Linked DNA regions of Homo sapiens: region 2 is linked to region 1. The links are chromatin loops, found by intact Hi-C in ENCODE. Cell type or tissue: chondrocyte. All regions are shown on one strand.

The links. Peaks named below come from ENCODE experiments on the same cell type or tissue, not always from the same donor. Only the 100,000 strongest peaks of a DNase experiment are listed, where the experiment ranks them.
Region 2: a loop joins it to region 1, with 15 times the contacts of the local background. A loop is called at or near these places in 1 of 110 quality-filtered maps.

What each region holds. Positions count from the first base shown.
Region 1 is chr7:65,768,129-65,772,128 of GRCh38, forward strand. LINC03006 (long intergenic non-protein coding RNA 3006) reads right to left here and starts at 2,682. Exons shown (of 8, transcript NR_038378.4): 1 at 2,339-2,682. RefSeq lists enhancers at 1,091-1,714, 1,715-2,337, 2,584-2,833. In chondrocyte, CTCF peaks have their summits at 2,466 and 2,668; a DNase peak (open chromatin) is centred at 2,653.
Region 2 is chr7:65,079,086-65,083,085 of GRCh38, forward strand. No RefSeq gene overlaps it. Among named protein-coding and RNA genes, the nearest start is that of SNORA15B-1, 11 kb to the left of the region's middle. RefSeq lists an enhancer at 1,510-2,404. In chondrocyte, a CTCF peak has its summit at 2,002; a DNase peak (open chromatin) is centred at 2,236.

The DNA.
Region 1 (4,000 bases):
TTTTATCTGCAGGAAATGGACAGGCTACTAGCATGGTCCCACTGCCAGGTGGGAGATTCCTGATGGGAACAAATTCTCCAGATGGCAGAGATGGTGAAGGCCCTGTGTGGGAGGCGACAGTGAAACCCTATGCTATCGACACATTTCCTGTCACCAACAAAGATTTCAGGTACATCAGATGTTCTTCCAGGAGGAATGAAGGCCCTCTCTAATCTCATTCTTTTTTCCTTTCTTTTTTTTAGACTGAGTCTCACTCTGTCACCCAGGCGCTGGAGTGCAATGGCGCAATTTCGCTCACTGCAACCTCCGCCTCCCGGGTTCAAGTGACTCTCTTGCCTCAGCCTCCCAAGTAGCTGGGATTAGAGGCGCCTGCCACCACACCCACCTAATTTTTGTATTTTTAGTAGAGACGGGGTTTCACCATATTGGCCAGGCTGGTCTCAAACTCCTGACTTTGTGATCCACTTGCCTCGGCCTCCCAAAGTGTTGGGGTTACAGGTGTGAGCCACTGCGCCTGGCCTAATTCTTAACATTTAAAGGGAAACTAACTTTTTCACTGTCACGTGTCATCTTTGCAGTGTACTATGGGATAAGTGTTATCTACGTTATTCAGATGAAGAATCTGAAATCCAAACAAGTTTGACTGACTCTGTCAGTCAGTGGATGAGCTTGGCCTGGAACTGAAATCCCTGGGCTCTTGAGCCAGTCTGTGCATTTTCCATTACACTGGGCATAGCACTGAGAAATATAAGCAAATGCCAGTCACTCAACAGAACCCTCTTCTACATGCGGAAAGGGATTGGGAGAAGGGACATCATAGTAGAGAGTCCCTTAAATTCCCCTTATAGGCCAGGTGTGGTGGCTCACACCTGCAACGTGAGCTTCCTTTAGGAACCCGAGGCAGGATTGCTTGAGCTCAGGAGTCTAAGACCAGCCTGGCAACATAGGGAGACCCTATCTCTGCTAAAATAAATAAGTATATAAATATACATATTATATATATAAATGTATATATAACAATCCATCTTACCCTGACAATCTGCCTGCTAAAACTTACTAAACCATACCAAACTATATGAATTTATTTTTATTATTATTATTATTTTTTGAGACAGGGTCTGGCTCGTCACCCAGGCTGAAGTTCAGTGGTATGATCTCAGCTCAATACAGCCTCTGCCTCCCGGGCTCAAACCATCCTCCCATCTCAGCCTCCTGAGTAGCTCGGACTACAGGTGTGCACTATAATGCCCAGGTTATTTTGTGCTTTTGATAGAGACAGGGTTTTGCCCTGTTGCCCAGGCTGGTCTCGAACTCCTGGGCTCAAGCAATCCTTCTGCCTTGGCCTCCCAAAGTGCTGGGATTATAGGTGTGACCCACTATGCCTGGCCTTGAAAATCCATTTTATTTCATTTTTTATAATTTATTTATTTTTTTGAGACGGAGTCTCACTGTCACCCAGGCTGAAGTGCAGTGGCACAGTCTTGGCTCATTGCAAACTATGCCTCCCGGGTTCACGCCATTCTCCTGCCTCAGCCTTCCCAGTAGCTGGGACTACAGGCGCGCGCCATCACGCCTGGGTAATTTTTTTTTTTTTTTTGTATTTTCAGTAGAGACGGGGTTTCACCGTGTTAGCCAGGATGGTCTCGATCTCCTGACCTCGTGAACCGCCCGCCTCGGCCTCCCAAAGTGCTGGGATTACAGGCGTGAGCCACCATGCCCAGCCGAAAATCCATTTTATTTATTTATTTACTTATTTAGGTGTGACCCACCATGCCTCGCCTTGAAAATCTTATTTATTTATTTAGAGACAGAGTTTTGCTCTTGTTGCCCAGGCTGGAGTGCAATGGCGCGGTCTCGGCTCACTGCAACCTCCACCTCCCGGGTTCAAGCAATTCTCTGCCTCAGCCTCCCGAGTAGCTGGGATTACAGGCGCCCGCCACCACCCCTAGCTAATTTTTGTATTTTTAGTAGAGACGGGGTTTCACCATGCTGGCCAGGCTGGTCTTCAACTCCTGACCTGGTGATCCACCCACTCGGCCTCCTAAAGTGCTGGGATTACAGGTGTGAGCCACCGCACCCGGCCAGTCCCTTATATAAATTTTTAAAAAGATGTTTTCTTCGTTTCCTAGCCCCTTCTACCCACCTACAAAGTTCCAAAGGCTTTAATACTATTGCAACGGCAGTCAGAGGTCAAGCTGGGGGGGTGCGGTGCAGCTCCCTAACGCGGGGCAGCCTCAAAGGGGGCCGACCCTGCCCAGCACGAATGGCACCGGGCGGTGGGGGACGCTCTCGAGGTCCCCGGAACATGGCTGGGGGAAGTGTTGGGGGGTGCACATACCCAGGCTCAGCTGAGGCGAGTGCGCGGCCAGGGCTGCAGCTGGCGCTGGCTGGTACTTGCTCAGGCCATTGAGGAGCTTCTGGGCGACCCTGCGCTCGTGCCTACCAGGCGCCAGCCAGTAGGTGCGCAGCGCCTGCTCCAGCAGCGTCAAGCCTTTGCTGCGCGGACCCCGCAGGCCGGGAAGTCACGCAGGTGGTAGTAGTCCAGGTGGTCGTAAACTCCTCCTCATAGCTTATGGGTGGCGGCGGCTGGGCTGAAGACTGCGGACAGGACATCCCGCCCGGCCGCCTGTGGTCACCCTCCCGCGCAGGCGCGCTCCTGGAAGACCCAGCACCTGGAGTTCCGATTGGCTCTGCGTGAGGGGCGGGCCTTTGCGACATCTTGGGGGCGCCTTCGGTGACGTCACAGGGGCGGGCCTTCTGCCACGTCACAAGGGCTGTACAGTTCCTGGAGCTGGGCAGTCTTCTCAGAGTGGAGCCTGGTAACCGCGACCTCCCCGCCAGTTCCTGTGTGTTGCTGGCTGGAAAGGGGTAGTTGACAAACTCCCACCCAGCACAGTATTTATGTCGGTCAAAAATGGAAAACTATGTGTCCGGGCACGGCCCAGGAAGGAGGATTCCTTCAGGCCAAGAGCAGCCTAGCAATATGGCGCAACCCCACCTCTGTAGTCCAACCTCAGCCTCCCAGCTACTTGAACCCCAAGATTCAAGGCTCCAATGAGCTGTGATCTCACCACAGCACTCCTGCCTGCGAGACTGAGGTAAACCCTGTATAAAAAAATAAAAAAGAAAACTATCCAAGTGTACAACCGGGAGGGACTGCTTAAAGAACACATGAGGCTCCCTGGGCCGTGCTATCCCGGCACTTTGGGAGGCCGAGGCAGGAGGATGGCTTGGGTTCAGGAGTTCGAGATGCGCCTGGACAACATGACGCAACCCCGTCTCTACGAAAGATACAAAGATTAGCCAGGCGCGGTGCACGCTTGGCCTAATTTTTGTATCTTCCGTAGAGATGGGGGGGGTCTTGCTATGTTGCCCGGGCCGGTCTCGAACTCCTGGGTTCAAGCGATCTTCTCACCTTGGCCTTTAGAGTTGTTGGGATTACAGGCGTGAGCCACCGTACCCTCCTGGGCTAGGCTATTTAATAACATAAGAAAGTGCGGTGGCTCACGCCTGTAATCCCAACACTTTGGGAGGCCGAGGCGGGTGGATCACCTGAGGTCAGGAGTTTGAGACCATCCTTGCCAATATGGTGAAACCCAGTCTCTACAAAAAAATACAAAAATTAGGCTGGGCGCGGTGGCTCACACCTGTAATCTCAGCACTTTGGGAAGCTGAGGCGGGCCGATCACCTGAGGTTGGGAGTTCAAGACCAGCCTGACCAACATGGAGAAACCCCATCTCTACTAAAAATACAAAATTAGCCGGGCGTGGTGGTGCATGCCTGTAGTCCCAGCTACTCAGGAGGCTAAGACAGGAGAGTCTCTTGAACCCAGGAGGCGGAGGTTGCAGTGAGCCGAGAAGCATCACTGCACCCCAGTCTGGGCGACAGAGCAAGACTCCAGAGCTTGAGACCAGCCTGGGCCATGTAGTGAAACCCTGTTTATAAAAAACAAACAAAAAAAGCCAGGTGTACCTGTGTCCACCTGTGGCCCCACTACTT
Region 2 (4,000 bases), 690 kb before region 1:
CCTCCCAAAGTGTTGGGGTTACAGGTGTGAGCCACTGCGCCTGGCCTAATTCTTAATATTTAAACGGAAACTAACTTGTTCACTGTCACGTGTCATCTTTGCAGTGTACTATGGGATAAGTGTTATCTACGTTATTCAGATGAAGAATCTGAAATCCAAACAAGTTTGACTGACTCTGTCAGTCAGTGGATGAGCTTGGCCTGGAACTGAAATCCCTGGGCTCTTGAGCCAGTCTGTGCCTTTTCCATTACACTGGGCATAGCACTGAGAAATATAAGCAAATGCCAGTCACTCAACAGAACCCTCTTCTACATGCGGAAAGGGATTGGGAGAAGGGACATCATAGTAGAGAGTCCCTTAAATTCCCCTTATAGGCCAGGTGTGGTGGCTCACACCTCCAATGTGAGCTTCCTTTAGGAACCCGAGGCAGGATTGCTTGAGCTCAGGAGTCTAAGACCAGCCTGGCAACATAGGGAGACCCTATCTCTGCTAAAATAAATAAGTATATAAATATACATATTATATATATAAATGTATATATAACAATCCATCTTACCCTGACAATCTGCCTGCTGAAACTTACTAAACCATACCAAACTATATGAATTTATTTTTATTGTTATTATTTTTTTTTGAGACGGGGTCTGGCTCGTCACCCAGGCTGAAGTTCAGTGGTATGATCTCAGCTCAATACAGCCTCTGCCTCCCGGGCTCAAACCATCCTCCCATCTCAGCCTCCTGAGTAGCTCGGACTACAGGTGTGCACTATAATGCCCAGCTTATTTTGTGCTTTTGATAGAGACAGGGTTTTGCCCTGTTGCCCAGGCTGGTCTCGAACTCCTGGGCTCAAGCAATCCTTCTGCCTTGGCCTCCCAAAGTGCTGGGATTATAGGTGTGACCCACTATGCCTGGCCTTGAAAATCCATTTTATTTTATTTTTTTAATTTATTTATTTTTTTGAGACGGAGTCTCGCTGTCACCCAGGCTGAAGTGCAGTGGCACGGTCTCGGCTCATTGCAAACTATGCCTCCCGGGTTCACGCCATTCTCCTGCCTCAGCCTTCCCAGTAGCTGGGACTACAGGCGCGCGCCATCACGCCTGGGTAATTTTTTTTTGTGTGTATTTTCAGTAGAGACGGGGTTTCACCGTGTTAGCCAGGATGGTCTCGATCTCCTGACCTCATGAACCGCCCGCCTCGGCCTCCCAAAGTGCTGGGATTACAGGCGTGAGCCACCATGCCCAGCCGAAAATCCATTTTATTTATTTATTTACTTATTTAGGTGTGACCCACCATGCCTCGCCTTGAAAATCTTATTTATTTATTTAGAGACGGAGTTTTGCTCTTGTTGCCCAGGCTGGAGTGCAATGGCGCGATCTCGGCTCACTGCAACCTCCACCTCCCGGGTTCAAGCAATTCTCTGCCTCAGCCTCCCGAGTAGCTGGGATTACAGGCGCCCGCCACCACGCCTAGCTAATTTTTGTATTTTTAGTAGAGACGGGGTTTCACCATGCTGGCCAGGCTGGTCTTCAACTCCTGACCTGGTGATCCACCCACTCGGCCTCCTAAAGTGCTGGGATTACAGGTGTGAGCCACCGCACCCGGCCAGTCCCTTATATAAATTTTTAAAAAGATGTTTTCTTCGTTTCCTAGCCCCTTCTACCCACCTACAAAGTTCCAAAGGCTTTAATGCTATTGCAACGGCAGTCAGAGGTCAAGCTGGTGGGGGTGCGGTGCAGCTCCCTAACGCGGGGCAGCCTCAAAGGGGGCCGACCCTGCCCAGCACGAATGGCACCGGGCGGTGGGGGACGCTCCCGAGGTCCCGGGAACATGGCTGGGGGAAGTGTTGGGGGGTGCACATACCCAGGCTCAGCTGAGGCGAGTGCGCGGCCAGGGCTGCAGCTGGCGCTGGCTGGCACTTGCGCCGGCCATTGAGGAGCTTCTGGGCGACCCTGCACTCGTGCCTACCAGGCGCCAGCCGGTAGGTGCGCAGCGCCTGCTCCAGCAGCGTCAGGCCTTTGCTGCGCGGACCCCTCAGGCCGGGAAGTCACGCAGGTGGTAGTAGTCCAGGTGGTCGTAAACTCCTCCTCATAGCTTATGGGTGGTGGCGGCTGGGCTGAAGACGGCGGACAGGACATCCCGCCCGGCCGCCTGTGGTCACCCTCCCGCGCAGGCGCTCTCCTGGAAGACCCAGCACCTGGAGTTCCGATTGGCTCTGCGTGAGGGGCGGGCCTTTGCGACATCTTGGGGGGCGCCTTCGGTGACGTCACAGGGGCGGGCCTTCTGTCACGTCACAAGGGCTGTACAGTGCCTGGAGCTGGGCAGTCTTCTCAGAGTGGAGCCTGGTAACCGCGACCTCCCCGCCAGTTCCTGTGTGTTGCTGGCTGGAAAGGGGTAGTTGACAAACTCCCACCCAGCACAGTATTTATGTCGGTCAAAAATGGAAAACTATGTGTCCGGGCGTGGCCAGGAAGGAGGATCCCTTCAGGCCAAGAGCAGCCTAGCAATATGGCGCAACCCCACCTCTGTAGTCCAACCTCAGCCTCCCAGCTACTTGAACCCCAAGATTCAAGGCTCCAATGATCTGTGATCTCACCACAGCACTCCTGCCTGCGAGACTGAGGTAAACCCTGTATAAAAAAATAAAAAAGAAAACTATGCAAGTGTACAACCGGGAGGGACTGCTTAAAGAACACATGAGGCTGCCTGGGCCGTGCTATCCCGGCACTTTGGGAGGCCGAGGCAGGAGGATGGCTTGTGTTCAGGAGTTCGAGATGCGCCTGGGCAACATGACGCAACCCCGTCTCTACGGAAGATACAAAGATTAGCCAGGCGCGGTGCACGCTTGGCCTAATTTTTGTATCTTTCGTAGAGATGGGGGGGTCTTGCTATGTTGCCCGGGCCGGTCTCGAACTCCTGGGTTCAAGCGATCTTCTCACCTTGGCCTTTAGAGTTGTTGGGATTACAGGCGTGAGCCACCGCACCCTCCTGGGCTAGGCTATTTAATAACATAAGAAAGTGCGGTGGCTCACGCCTGTAATCCCAACACTTTGGGAGGCCGAGGCGGGTGGATCACCTGAGGTCAGGAGTTTGAGACCATCCTTGCCAATATGGTGAAACCCAGTCTCTACAAAAAAATACAAAAATTAGGCCGAGCGCGGTGGCTCACACCTGTAATCTCAGCACTTTGGGAAGCTGAGGCGGGCTGATCACCTGAGGTTGGGAGTTCAAGACCAGCCTGACCAACATGGAGAAATCCCATCTCTACTAAAAATACAAAATTAGCCGGGCATGGTGGTGCATGCCTGTAGTCCCAGCTACTCAGGAGGTTAAGACAGGAGAATCTCTTGAACCCAGGTGGCGGAGGTTGCAGTGAGCCGAGAAGCATCACTGCACCCTAGTCAGGGCGACAGAGCAAGACTCCAGAGCTTGAGACCAGCCTGGGCCATGTAGTGAAACCCTGTTTATACAAAACAAACAAAAAAAGCCAGGTGTACCTGTGTCCACCTGTGGCCCTGCTACTTAAGAGGCTGAGGCAGGAGGATAAGTTGAGGCCAGGAGCTGAAGGCTGCAGTGAGCTATGGTCATCCCACTGCTCTCCATCCTGAGCAATAGAATGAAACCTTGTCTCTAGATAGCTAGCTAGCTAGGTAATTGATACGTAGTTTTCTATCGGAAATCTTTTTCCTAGACTTGAACATGTTTTTCTAAAGTAGCATTCAACACATCAGCATTTTACAGTGTTATTAGTTGTTAATATGATTATGTTTTTCTGAAATACAGTATTCTTTACCAAAGCAGTGTTGTCTTTCAAAGCACATACATAGGTCCTCCAGTGAATTTGTCTGATGTTGGCGACCTTCACTTTCTGGTGACTGAGTCAACAGTATCTGTTTCATAAATAATGTAGCCCTATTTTTTTTGAGACAGGGTCTTGTTCTGTTACCTGGGCTGGAGTGCAGTGGCATGATCTCTGCTCACCATAACTACCGCCTCCTGGGT